Regions from separate parts of the Homo sapiens genome. Here all the other regions are linked to region 4. Evidence: chromatin contacts called from ENCODE Hi-C or POLR2A ChIA-PET data. All regions are on one chromosome and are shown on one strand. Each heading gives the region's core, a stretch centred on a gene start or an enhancer-like site at or near the end of the contact. The rest is flanking DNA. Distances are from core to core; before and after follow the strand shown. Region 1 holds the start of ZNF628 (zinc finger protein 628). Region 2 holds the start of RPS19 (ribosomal protein S19). Region 3 holds the start of PPP6R1 (protein phosphatase 6 regulatory subunit 1). Region 4 holds the start of PNKP (polynucleotide kinase 3'-phosphatase).

Region 1 (2,947 bases), core at 207-2,706, 5.6 Mb after region 4:
GATCAGCCCTGAGTTCCAGCCTGCTTGTGGACTTGGGAAACGGTGTGGGAGGCTGGAAAAATCCACTCATTCAACAAACAAGTACCGTCTGCTTCTCCATCAGGGCCCATGCTGGTTGTTTGGAATACCTGGGCAGCAAAGACACGAAAGGTCCTCGCTGTCATGGGACATAGATAAATGTCGCTGAGCATGTAAGAGGGACACCACCTAGCACAGGAGGCTTTCCAGTGGGATCTTGCTGGGCAGGGATGGGTTAAGGGTAGAAGGGCCTTCTGGCCTGAGAAACAGCATGCAGAATGGTCTTCAAGCTGAGGGTACTGCCTTTGAGCAGTGGCTCTCAACTAGTGAACATGTGGCAATGTCTGGAGATATTCTTTTTGTTGTTGTTGTTTTTTTTTTTTAACACAGAGTCTCACTCTGTCACCCTGGCTGGAGTGCAGTGGCACGATCTTGGCTCACTGCAACCTCCGACTCCTGGGCTCAAGCGATCCTCTTGCCTCAGCCTCCTGAGTAGCTGGGGTTACAGGTGCCTGCCACCATGCCCGGCTAATTTTTGTATTTTTAGTAGAGACGGGGTTTCACCATGTTGGCCAGGCTGGTCTTGAACTCTTGACCTCAAGTGATCTGCCTGCCTCAGCCTCCCAAAGTGCTGGGATTACAGGTGTGAGCCACCGCGAAAATCTCTATCTGGAGATATTCTGAGCTCTCCTACGGGGTGTGTGGAGCGGGGCTGGGGATGCTACCTGCATCTAGTGAGTGGGGGCCCTAGAGTGTGTAGGACAGTCCCCGCTGCAATGAATCCATCCCAAATGGCACTAGTGCTCTGGTTGAGAAACTGCGTTTAATGACCCTCAGAAAAGCCAGTGTGGCTGGAACGCTGGGTTGGGCGGGGGTTGAGCGTGGAGAGGGGCTTTGGAGCAGCTCGGTCTCCCACTAAAACCCTAGGCCCCACAAGGAGTCTGTGGATTCCAGCCTCCCAGAACAGACCTTTGCCCAGCAGGAACCAGGTTTCTGCAGCGTCTGGATGAGCGTGCACGAAGCACACGCCCGAAAATCCTGAGCACGTGGCTCTACCGAGGGACTGGAAGCGCTCCAGGCCTCGTTTTCCCGCTGGAGCGATTACACCCTGGGGGCGGGGCCCGCTTCACGGGAGGGATTTTTGTACAACCGTGGTGCATGGAAGGATTTTTTTGCAGATGAGAGGGAATCGGGATTAATAAGGGGAACTTGCGACCCCGCGTCTCGAGCTGGCCGTCCCTGGCCTTGGGCTCACCGGGGCCTCGGCCCCCAAGACCTGACAACTGGAGTCCGCGACCACAACTGGGAGAACTACAACTCCCAGGATGCCGCGCACCGCCTGCGCCCGAGCTCGACGAGGCCTCGCACAGCCAATGGGAGGGTCCGGGGGCGGGAACTCGGAGTACGTGCGTTGTGACGCACCGACGGCGACGTCGGGGTTTGTGTGCGCGAGAGGCCGCCGATAAAGGTTGGGTGCCTCGCGCCGGGGGCCGTTGGGAGGGAGTGCGCCCCTGCCCCCCCTCCCCGGTCCCCACAGCTGCACCGCCGCTGCCGGGGCCCCACCTTCCCGTCGACCCCCGCGGGAAGGTCCTGGGGCTGCCACCCTCGTTCCCCCGATTGGGGCCGCAGGTGAGAGACCGGAGGGGGTGGGGGTGGGGGGAGGGACCGGAGGGCGGAGAAGTTGCAGGGGGTGGGGCGGGGGGGGGGGCGTGAAACCGGAAGGGGTACCTTAAAGGGGAGTCACTATTTCACCTCCGACATTTGCCAGCTAGGCCGGGTCCGCCCTCTTAAAGGGCAAGGGGCCACATTGAGAGGGCGGGTCAGGCTTTGCATTTTTACAGAAGCTTTCTGACTTAAAACAATGTTTTTCCCCTAAAAGGCGGTTATCTCATTAAAGGCCAGTGACCGTTTCCCAGACATTGAAGCAAAAACTCCTGAGTCCTGGTTGCTTCAAAGCGATCCCTGGTTTAGCTCAACAAAAGTGGAGATGGGGCTCCAGTGGCAGCATCCCCTTAAAGGGGAGGTCCAGCCTGCTGAACGGGTGTGGCGCGGCCTTTTAAAGGGGATGTCTTCTTGTTAAATGGGACCCCGCTCTTTCAGGGCACGGATATCTCTTTTAAGGAGATGCTGGGGCTTCTCAAAGGCACGTGCAGCTTCTTAGCATCAGTAGGTTTGTTTTTTTTTTTTTTTTTTTTTTCTGGAGACGGAGTCTTGCTCCGTTGCCCAGGCTGGAGTGCAGTGGCGCGATCTAACCTGCTTACATATTAAAGGGTACACTTATCTTTTAAAAAGGAAGTTCTTGGCTAGGCGCGGTGGCTCACGCCTGTAATCCCAGCACTTTGGGAGGCCGAGGCGGGCGGATCACTTGAGGCCAGGAGTTCAAGACCAGCCCAGGCAATATGGTGAAACCCCGTCTCTACTAAAAATACAAAAATTAGCCGGGCGCGGTGGCGTGCACCTGTAATCCCAGCTACTCGGGAGGCTGAGGCAGGAGAATCGCTTGAAGCCGGGAGGCGAAGGTTGCAGTGAGCCGAGATCGCGCCACTGCACTCCAGCCTCGGTGACAGAGTGAGACCCTGTCTCCAAAAAAAAACAAAAAAAACACACAAGTTCTTGTAGCTTGTCCGACGGGGATGCCTAGCCTTCATTCATTTAAAATTTGTTTACTGCGCACACACTCTGCCAGACATTATTGTAGGCACTGGGATGGCATACAACAGTGAACCAGACAGAAGCCCCTATTTTCCCGGCGTTGACATTCTAGCATGGGGAGGCAGAATAAAACAGAAAGCACACTGGTTATATAGTAGCGGTTCTCATCTGGGGGCAACGGTGCTCCCCAGGGGCGACACTGCGGCTAAGACTCGGAGGTGCAGGAGTGAGCTTTGTGGACAGCGTAGAGGAGGGCTTCATAGGCCAATGTCAGGCG
Region 2 (2,994 bases), core at 261-2,760, 8.0 Mb before region 4:
CATCATTGCACTCCCGCCTGGGCGACAAAGCGAGACTCCAACTCAAAAAAAATTAAATAATAATTACTTAAATTATAAAAAGTGAATATAAATTACCCAAGTACCTGGAGATTTCCAGTTAGACATGCATATATTACCCACTTTGAATACATATGGAAATATGTATGTGTTGGTTCTGGAAAAACAATTGAGATAATGAAAATATTTTCTCAAGTTTTAGAAACAGTATGAGATAGGTTTCAACAACATTCTACATGAATGTAAAACCTTGATTTAAATATATGATCTTATGCTAGAAGCATGGTTGGTTTTAATTTTTCTAACAGATACGAGTCTTGGCTTATTAATAATTAACACATTTTGCAGCCACAGTATCAGTGTGGGGTAAAATTCTAATATTTGCTCTTATGTTTTAAATTCTCAGTCTTTCCAACATAAGAAAATAGCTACACACATTTCAGTGTTTCCTTTTTGCAACAAGTTAACATAATTTTATTGGACCACGTTATTTAGTTGTTGGGCCTTGTAAGGATTAAATGAGATCATGCATGTAACACTACAGTAACAGCCACATGATAAATGTCCAAATAATATTTACCTGTGCCTGGCACAGAGCAGGCACTCAAAAAATATTTTTTAGAGCATGTGACGCGCCATGAACCAGAGGAGCCACTTTAAATGGACAAACGGGGATCTCATTTTTTTTTTTTTTTTTTAATGGTGAGACAAGCCCTGAGAAGGCAAATGGACTGCCTAAAGCTACACAGGTCAGCGGGGCAGGTAAATCTAAATTGGCAAAGTAAGGGCTGAGCGAACAGACTCCGACACTAGAAGGCAGAGCTGAACTAACTTCTGCTAAGGTCCCGCCTCTGCCGCTTTGTCCCGCCCTTATCTTCTCCCCTCCTCCAGCGCCTCATTCCCTTTTCGCTCGCCCCGGCCGTGCTGAAGCAACTTCCGCCCTGAGAAGGGTGGGGCTTCCGTCTCCCGCTCTCGCGACTCCTGGCGGTGAAGGACGGAAGATGATAGCCACATTTCTTCCTCGCCCTTCCCCTAGGTTCCCTGTCACAGTTCCGCCCTTACTACTCCCACTTCCGGCCAGGGAACAGCCACTTCCACCCGGAAAAGGGGTTGTTCCGCCGTGGGGCGCCAGCTGTGGCCCACCCATCCTGCCCCGTACTTTCGCCATCATAGTATTCTCCACCACTGTTCCTTCCAGCCACGAACGACGCAAACGAAGCCAAGTTCCCCCAGCTCCGAACAGGAGCTCTCTATCCTCTCTCTATTACACTCCGGGAGAAGGAAACGCGGGAGGAAACCCAGGCCTCCACGCGCGACCCCTTGGCCCTCCCCTTTACCTCTCCACCCCTCACTAGACACCCTCCCCTCTAGGCGGGGACGAACTTTCGCCCTGAGAGAGGCGGAGCCTCAGCGTCTACCCTCGCTCTCGCGAGCTTTCGGAACTCTCGCGAGACCCTACGCCCGACTTGTGCGCCCGGGAAACCCCGTCGTTCCCTTTCCCCTGGCTGGCAGCGCGGAGGCCGCACGGTAAGCGGGGGCTCCGAGCTGGACCGGGCGCGAGGCGGCAGGGCCGGACGCCGAAGCCTCAGAGCGCGTGCCTGAGGGCCCCGAGGCGCCCGGCGCGGGCCCGTCCCGCCCCCTAGAGCCGCGGCCACGTGCGAGCGGCAGGCCCGGACATGCCCGGTCAGCGCCGTCCGGGAACCGAGCGTGGGCCCCGGGGGGCAGCGGCGGGGTGCGTGGGGCGTCCGGAGTCCCGGGGCTGGGGAGTGGGGTCGCGCAGGATCCTCACACGCAGGGGCCGGGCTCTGTTAGTGCGATCCAGAGAGGCCGTGGGCGTCGGTGAGCTCCTTCAGACCCGCAGGAGCCGGAGCCCGGCGTTGAAGGGGCCGTGGGAAGTAACGGGGGGTACCACGGTTTAGGATGCGCTGGAGCGAAAGGATTGGGGTGGGGTCCGTGCTCTTGGCAGTCGTCTCTGCCAGGCCTGTGTTCACATGCTTGACTTTCTCCCTCAGATGCCTGGAGTTACTGTAAAAGACGTGAACCAGCAGGAGTTCGTCAGAGCTCTGGCAGCCTTCCTCAAAAAGTGAGTTTGGGGACTGAGGTTCAAAACGGGTGGAGGCTGTCGCCTTGGCCTGCCCATCTGAGCCCCAGTGTTTGCCGGTCCCTGGCAGGCGAGGCTTGTTTGGGGCCTCCGTGGCTCCTTTCAGCGTGAGGCCTGGCTTGTGTTCCGGTTCCAGCCTCTCTTTGTACTCTGGGCACAGCATAGTTGTGTTGAGGGGAGGGCATTTGGGATATGGGGTAGTTTGTGGAGATGACTGAATCGTGCTTTTCCCACTGTTTTGGTCTTAGGTCCGGGAAGCTGAAAGTCCCCGAATGGGTGGATACCGTCAAGCTGGCCAAGCACAAAGAGCTTGCTCCCTACGATGAGAACTGGTTCTACACGCGAGCTGGTGAGGAACTTAGGTCTTTGGCTGGAGAGTGGGGAGCTGGGTGACCCCTGGCACAAACCATACTTCCCTGTCTCCTCTGAGCTCTTTCCCGCCCCAAGAGGGAGAGAAACCCTTGGTTGTGTCACCACTTGCTTTGTGTGATGTGACATTCGATAACTTGGTACTCCAAGTTTTTATGACATTCTAAGAGCTTTGTGAGAGGAGGACCTGTGGCTTTGAGCCTCAGGGGAAACCAGAGACAGATGAATGTTCATATTTTGCTTACAGGTGGTTTAATCCTTTCTATATACACGGAGGCAGACTCCCTGGGTTTGGATCCATCTTTTACATCTGGCTGTGTGTCCTCTGGCAAGTTGGTTAACCTGCCTGTGCACTCTCTCATCCCCAAAATGGGACTAATTATTGTACCAGTACTAGAGTATTGCAAGGATTGAATGAATTTAAAGCAGAGTGTTTAGAACGTGTCTGTTGCACAGTAGTTATTCAGGAAAAAGCCAGTTGTCTTTACTATTGCTCAGATCATCAA
Region 3 (3,190 bases), core at 30-2,529, 5.4 Mb after region 4:
TCCGGCTCTGCCTTTGTACCCCCTCCAGGGACCGGCCCCACCTCCAGGGCAGGGCCTAGGGCTGATGCCCCCTCCTCGGTGCCCAGCGCCAGGCTCCCTGCCTGCCCTCAGCAGGCTTCATCTCACTGAAGCAGGCCCGAGTGGTGGCTGCTCCAGAGAAGCCCCGCTCCCAGGTCCCTCGCACAAGAAGCCGGAGGCGGGAGAGGGTCGGTCAAGGTGAAAACAAGCCCCGCTCCTCCAGTCCTGAGCTCCGGGGATCTAAGGAGGCTGCGCCACGGAAGAGGTGGCGGGGCAGAGATCGGGGCGAGAGGGAAGGGTGTAAGCAGGCAAAGTCCAGGGTAACCAGGGAGAAAGACTCCTGGGGGGCCGGGGAACCGGCCAGAGAGGCAAGAGAGCGGAGCTGAGGCTCAGGGACTGGGGAGCGCAGCTGCAGAGAGCGAGTGGGAAAAGGCCGAGAGCAAGAGACTGAGACTAGGGTGGCGGCGGAGCTGAGGTGAAGAGATTAAGAGACTGGGGAGGGTCGAGGGGGAAGAAACGGGGTGCCGTGGAGAGGAAACCCGAAGGAAGGAGGGAAAGGATCCGAAGCAGAAAAGACCCGCGGGGGTCCCGAGAGGGAAAAGCCTGAGGGGACGCGGAGAGGGGAAGACGTGGGCGCCTGGCCCTGGAGAGAGAGGGTCGGGCGACGCGGGCCGCTCACCTGCGAGGGGGGGCGGCGGCTCCTCGCACTCGGGGCTCATCGGGGCGCCCCCCCCCGCCCCGCCGCCGGCGGCTCCGGCCCCTGCTGCGGGGCCCGGTGAGTGGGGGCGGGGGCGGCGTCGGGGACTCGCGCAGGCGCCGGGGCTCGCGGGGTCCGCGCAGGCGCCCGCGGGTCGTGGGGTCCTCGCGCGCCGGGTCCTGCAGAGTTGAGGGGGTCAGCGCCGGGTGGAGTTGCCGACGGGCGGGGGGCGTCACTAGTCCGCGTAGGCACCTCCGGGGTCCGCAGGCGAGGTGGGCGTGCGGGCCGAGGCGGGTTGGCGAGCCGGGTCGCGAGGCCCACGCAGGCGCCTCAGCCGGGAAGACGGGGGAAGTTGCCCCGGTTTCCACAGTCCAACCGAGCGCCCCACGGGAGGGGAAGGCGACCTCCTCCGCGGTCCAAACGGGCCGCAGAGCCGAGCAGCGACCGACGGAAGCCGAGGCCTACTTCCTTAACCACCCCTTCCCCAAAGCCGCTCAATCTCCGGGCTCTGCGGCCGGCCTCAGGGCCTCCGACGCCCGGCTCCCTCCGCCACTATCCCACAATCCCCCTAGCGCAGGACGACGCAGGAGGCCCCGCCCTCCCGCGGCTGTGTTGGTGCGCAGGTGCGGGGGGCGGGGTGCACGCCTGGGCGGTGCAGTGCGCGTGCGCCCGGGCGCTCCCGACACCGCCCACTCTTGAACCCCGCCGCCGCAGACGCGCTTGCGCCCGTTGGTGCCAACGGTCTGCCCCGGAATAAACCCAGACAGCTCAGTGAGCCGCAGCTGCGCACCGGCTCCGTTCCAAGGCCCCGTGAATATTCCGCTCCAGGATTTCCCTTCCCACTCGCTCCGTTTGGAAATCCGTTCGCTGTTCTGTCTCCTCTAATCATAGTGGAGCTTTGGCTCCAGGGTCGGGCTCTTGCGAAATCCAGACCTGGTTTTCGCTCCAGCCAAAGCCAGGCGCCTTCGTTCCGTCCGGCTCTCGCGCTTAGCCGCCTCCGAGCCTCAGAGGCCCTCAGTCGTTTCCGTCTGCTGGCGATAGTCCCGGCCGGGTCGCTGGTGTTGCCAGTTCCGCCCAAAGCAGCTTCTAATAGCATCAACTGAAAGAGACCTCCTAGACCTTGTGTCTAGATTGATGAAGGTCCCTCTGGCTTTGAGCCTCGGTTTCCCCAACTTTAATAGCTCCCCTCTCTACCCATGTTAGAGGCCTACTGTAAAAATCGTGTGGGCGCGAGGAACTTTTTTGTTTTTGTTTTTGTTTTAAGACTCCGAATTGGCCGGGCGCGGTGGCTTACGCTTGTAATCACAACACTTTAGGAGGCCCGAGGCCGGAGGATGGCATGAGACCAGGAGTTGGAGACCAGCCTGGGCAACCTAGGGAGACCCCCGTCTCTACAAAAGAAAATTTAAAAAATTAGTTGGGCCTGGTGGCCCGCGCCTGTGGTCTCAGCTATTCGGGAGGCTAAGGCAGGAGAATCGCTTGAGCCGAGGCTGCAGTGAGCCGGATTGCACCACTGCACTCCATCCTAGGAGACAGAGCGAGAACCTGTCTCAAAAACAAAGGGCCCAGCGTGGTGGCTCACGCCTGCCTGTACTTGAGCTCAGGAGTTCAAGACCCCACGCCTATAATCCCAGCACTTTGGGAGGCCGAGGTGGGCGGATTGCCTGAGCTCAGGAGTTTGAGACCAGCCTGGGCAACACAGTGAAACCACGTGTCTACTAAAATACAAAAAATAGCCGGACGTGGCGGTGTGCGCCTGTAATCCCAGCTACTCAGGAGGCTGAGGCAGGAGAATTACTTGAACCCGGGAGGTGGATGTTGCAGTGAGCCCAGATCAGGCCACTGCACTCCAGCCTGGGTGACAGAGCGAGACTCCGTCTCGAGAAAAAAAAAAAAAAAAAAAAAGAGCAAATTCACCCCTCCTTTGCCCTCTTTGTTCTATTGAGACCCTCAATGGATTGGATAATGCCAGCTCACACTGGGGAGGGAAGATCTTTATTCAGTCTACCGATTCAAATGCTAGTCTCTTCCAGAAATACCCTCATAGACACACCCATAATGTTTTACCAGCTATCTGGACATCCCTTAGCCCAGTCAACACCTGAAATGAACCATCACAGAGAGGCATTTCCTTTTCTCTTTTTTCTATAGAGATGTTTTGTCTTTTACCCAGCATTTGGCTTCCTTGTTTTCTCCACAATATGATGGCATCATTGCCACACTGTTTTAACACAGAGGTCAGGAACTGAGGGATAAGGATGTGGCTATAGTCCCTACCCTTCAAATGGAAGCTGGGAAGCTGTGGGGGCTTTAATGACTGAAGTCTGGATTTCCACCCAGCAGAACTCACAGATATACATTGTGTTTGCATTAGAATTGAAACTTTTTTTTAAGAGACAGGGTCTGGCTCTGTCGACCAGGCTGGAGTGCATGGCACGATCACAGATCACTGCAGCCTCGAACTCCTGGGCTCAA
Region 4 (3,358 bases), core at 1-2,500:
TTCACTGACGGCTTGCAATTCCTCCCCAAATCCCATCCCCAGGCCTTGCTGGCCCTTGCAGAGGCACTGATACCTGTTTCACTGCCACTGTCCGGGTCTCAGGATCTGCGACCAGCTCCACTGAGGATTGGAGGGGTGGAGTCAGGATTTGCATCCTTGTGTGATTGGGTCCCTCATTTCTGGGGAGTGTGGCCTGCTTCAGGCTATAGCATCCAGGGAGTAAGAGGCAGTTTATTTCTACATGGGATTGGCTCCTTGACATGCAGTAGCCAGATAGTGGCACTAGGATTGCCTGACACTGGTCCTTGCAAGGGACAGGGAGGTACTTTTCTCTACAGAATTGGTTTCCTCCTTGACAAAAAATGTGGCTAGATATAGGTCCGGGGCTTGGCCTGTTACCATCCATCCCAACCTAGCGACATTTACTTTTCTCCACAGGATCATTTTTCTCTTGACGAAGGTCGTCGCCTGTTTCTGGATTTCCCGATGGCCTGAGCATCATCCGCGCAGTGAACATCCTCCCTAAATCGGCTCGATCCCCTCTCCCCCAAAGGATCTAGCTAATTCTAAATCAAGCACAAACTTTATCTTCCTGTACTCCCTAGAGAGCACCTTCCGACTTCGGGGCTGGCTGCACCACTGCAATCCCGCGTAGCAGCCAAGCGTCCCTCTGGATTGTTCCCGCTTTTGCAGCAGGCCACACCCCCTCCAGCTCAGGCCCCGCTCACCTTGAGTTCTGGAGCACTTCCGGTCCGTAACCTGGGTCAGGGGTCCCCTGCCCAGGACCAGGGCTTGCCCGTCCGAGGGCAGGAAGATGGGGGGCGCTCCCCCAGGGGGGCTCTCGAGCCACAAGCGGCCCGGGGCCTCCACCTCGCCCATCCTGGGTGCCGGCCTGGGGAGCAGGTAAACGGGCTTGAGCGGCGCACAGCCCCAATTTGCTGCAGGAAGTCCCGCCTCCTCCCACATCCACTAGAAAGTTTCCCCACCATTAACTGCTCCGGAAGTCCCACCCGCTCGCCTTCCGCGGGTCGACCCGTTTCCCAGGCGACGACGCGTGCTCCATCCCTCCCCGAGTTGCAATCCCCACTTTCCAGCGTACAGGCAGAGAGCCTCGCACATGCCTCCGCCCCGCCCCGTACTCACCCGGGACCGCGGCTTGGGCTCACGGCCACTTCCGACCAGGGAGGTCCTGCCCGAGGTGCCCCGCCTGCAACCCGGCCGGCGGCGGTCGGTTCCTCGGCGGACGGAAATGACTCGTCCCCTCGTGGGTGGGGGGCGGGGCCTGGCCTCCTCCCACAGCAGCCACGCCCCTTCCCCGACTCCCGGCCCCCAGGGTCTCTCGGCAGCCCTGACCTTCATCTCTCTTGCTGCAACGCGAGGCTCAGGCCGGTAGCGGGGACTGGATCCTCCGTTAGCAGATTTGCCTCTTTCCACCTTGACTTCTAATTTTCATCCCAGGGAGGAAGATTTTTTTCCCATCTGATGGTCATTGTCAGTCGAGGAAACCTCCGCCCCCGACAGCGCCCCTAAGTCCTTCTTTGGCTTCACCCTCGATGTTCTAGTTTCCTCATCTATAAAAAGGATAATCGTTTCCGCTTCGTGGGGTTACCATGACGATTAAAGGAGCTAACACGTGACAAAAGCTTTAAAAAATGGGTGGTAGTGAGCCCTGTTTAAGTCTTTTTTTTTTTTTTTTTTTGAGACGGAGTCTCACTCTGTCGCCCAGGCTGGAGTGCAGTGGCGCGATCTCGGCTCACCTGCAAGCTCCGCCTCCCGGGTTGACGCCATTCTCCTGTCTCAGCCTCCCGAGTAGCTGGGACTACAGGCGCCCGCCACCACGCCCAGCTAATTTTTTGTATTTTGAGTAGAGACGGGGTTTCACCGTGTTAGCCAGGACGGTCTCGATCTCCTGATCTCGTGATCCGCCCACCTCGGCCTCCCAAAGTGCTCAGATCCGTTTAAGTCTTATTTAGTGTTAGCATTCTTTCGGTAGTGGTCTGGTGGGACTACGTTTACCTAGTCCTAATTTCGGACGAGGTTCCACCTGCTTTCTAACCTCCAGCCATTTTTTTTTCCCTTTGGAGAAGGGGTCTCACTGTGCTGCCCAGGCTGATCTCGACCTCCTGGTGTCATGTGATCCTCCCGCCTTGGCCTCCCAGCGTGTTGGGCTTATAGGCGTGAGGCACCAAGCCCAGTTGCTCCAGTCCTTTTATAATAGAAGACTCCCGGCTGGAGTTCCTGGCTTTGCTGGTGAATATGTGGGCTCTGTCTCCAACACTCACCTCCTCAAGATTGGGTTCCATGGTCACATAAGACTGGGATGCTCTCCTCCACCCCATGAACCTGTGTCTTCATATCTATAAAATGGGCACAAAGCCAGGCGCCGTGGCTCACGCCTGTAATCCCAGCACTTTGGGAGGCCAAGGCGGGTGGATCATTTGAGGTCAGGAGTTCAAGACCATCCTGACCAACATGATGAAACCCTGTTTCTACTGAAAATACAAAAATTACCCGGGCGGCAGTGGCGCGTAATCCCAGCTACTCGGGAGGTTGAGGCAGGAGAATCGCTTGAACCTGGGCGAGAGTGGGACCCTGTCTCAAAAAAGTAAATAAAATGGGCACAGTAATTCCAACCCCCAGCTATTCACTGATAATCAGACGCTGCCATTCGGTTTCAGAAAATGTTGAATGAACACTCACAACACACTTCACATTTATCTCAGAGGTAAAACTCTTTAATCTCAGAGCGCCCCTCCCAACTGCCGATCCCCCAACCCCTCACTCTCTCCCCCACACCAGGGCCGGAGAGTGAGGGCCCCTGCCCCCCACCTTGGGTGGACGAGGGCCCTTTAAGGCACCTGTGGAGGTGGGGGGCGAGGGGCGGGAGCTGGTACCATCCTGGATGCAGGGACGGGCTTCGATTGGCAGGCTGTTGTGGGGATGGATGGAACCAATGAAAGGGGGTGCCAGAGGCAGGGACAGTTTGGGGCCATCCCTGAGGGGGTCAGGGAACAAGTTGTCGGGACGTGGGCAAAGACGACCCCAGTCCCCGTAGTGTAAAGAACGTAAATTGAAGGCCCCGGGCCAATTCTGGGAAGAGGAGGGCTTGGCCACGCCCCCAGGAAGCTGGAGCCAATTGGGAGGGAGAACTCAGGAAAAGCGGACGGTGACTATGTAGAGACTGGTCAAGCCCTTTACAGGATTTGAGCCAATCAAAAAAAGAGCTGTCCAGCGACTAGGGGATGGAGCCAATGCCGTGCGAGCAAATCCCTTGTCGCTAGGCGGAAAACAAAGGAGTTGACCCATTTAGAGCTTAGAACTCAGCGAGCCAATCCCTTAATAGAAGGAATCTGTCGCT

What was found. Hi-C counts contacts between places; a loop is a spot of excess contacts on that map. ChIA-PET counts read pairs that join two places held with the same protein, here RNA polymerase II (POLR2A). Pooled maps may share reads with other maps.
Region 1: a loop to region 4 is called in a pooled map, with 7 times the contacts of the local background. The contact joins the promoter of ZNF628 here to the promoter of PNKP in region 4. A Hi-C loop is called at or near these places in 8 of 50 pooled maps.
Region 2: a loop to region 4 is called in a pooled map, with 10 times the contacts of the local background. The contact joins the promoter of RPS19 here to the promoter of PNKP in region 4. A Hi-C loop is called at or near these places in 2 of 50 pooled maps.
Region 3: a loop to region 4 is called in a pooled map, with 6 times the contacts of the local background. The contact joins the promoter of PPP6R1 here to the promoter of PNKP in region 4. A Hi-C loop is called at or near these places in 1 of 37 single-sample maps with no recorded cell type and 9 of 50 pooled maps. POLR2A ChIA-PET finds 5 or more read pairs at or near these places in 1 of 52 experiments (activated naive CD8-positive, alpha-beta T cell).

The regions. Positions count from the first base shown.
Region 1 is chr19:55,475,161-55,478,107 of GRCh38, forward strand. ZNF628 (zinc finger protein 628) reads left to right here and starts at 1,457. Exons shown (of 3, transcript NM_033113.3): 1 at 1,457-1,647. RefSeq lists silencers at 1,523-1,722, 1,855-2,178.
Region 2 is chr19:41,858,745-41,861,738 of GRCh38, forward strand. It overlaps RPS19 (ribosomal protein S19), which reads left to right and starts at 1,511. Exons shown (of 6, transcript NM_001022.4): 1 at 1,511-1,545; 2 at 2,031-2,101; 3 at 2,368-2,468. The coding sequence starts at 2,031. RefSeq lists an enhancer at 1,214-1,969 and silencers at 1,523-1,652, 1,713-1,832.
Region 3 is chr19:55,257,738-55,260,927 of GRCh38, forward strand. PPP6R1 (protein phosphatase 6 regulatory subunit 1) reads right to left here and starts at 1,280. Exons shown (of 24, transcript NM_014931.4): 1 at 698-1,280. RefSeq lists enhancers at 528-1,502, 1,508-1,707, 1,738-1,787, 1,868-1,917 and silencers at 738-797, 968-1,067, 1,198-1,477, 1,384-1,678.
Region 4 is chr19:49,866,326-49,869,683 of GRCh38, forward strand. It overlaps PNKP (polynucleotide kinase 3'-phosphatase), which reads right to left and starts at 1,251. Exons shown (of 17, transcript NM_007254.4): 1 at 1,144-1,251; 2 at 729-892; 3 at 74-120. The coding sequence starts at 879. AKT1S1 (AKT1 substrate 1) reads right to left here. Exons shown (of 5, transcript NM_001098633.4): 5 at 2,714-3,358. RefSeq lists enhancers at 1-706, 707-1,488 and silencers at 648-1,017, 1,088-1,387.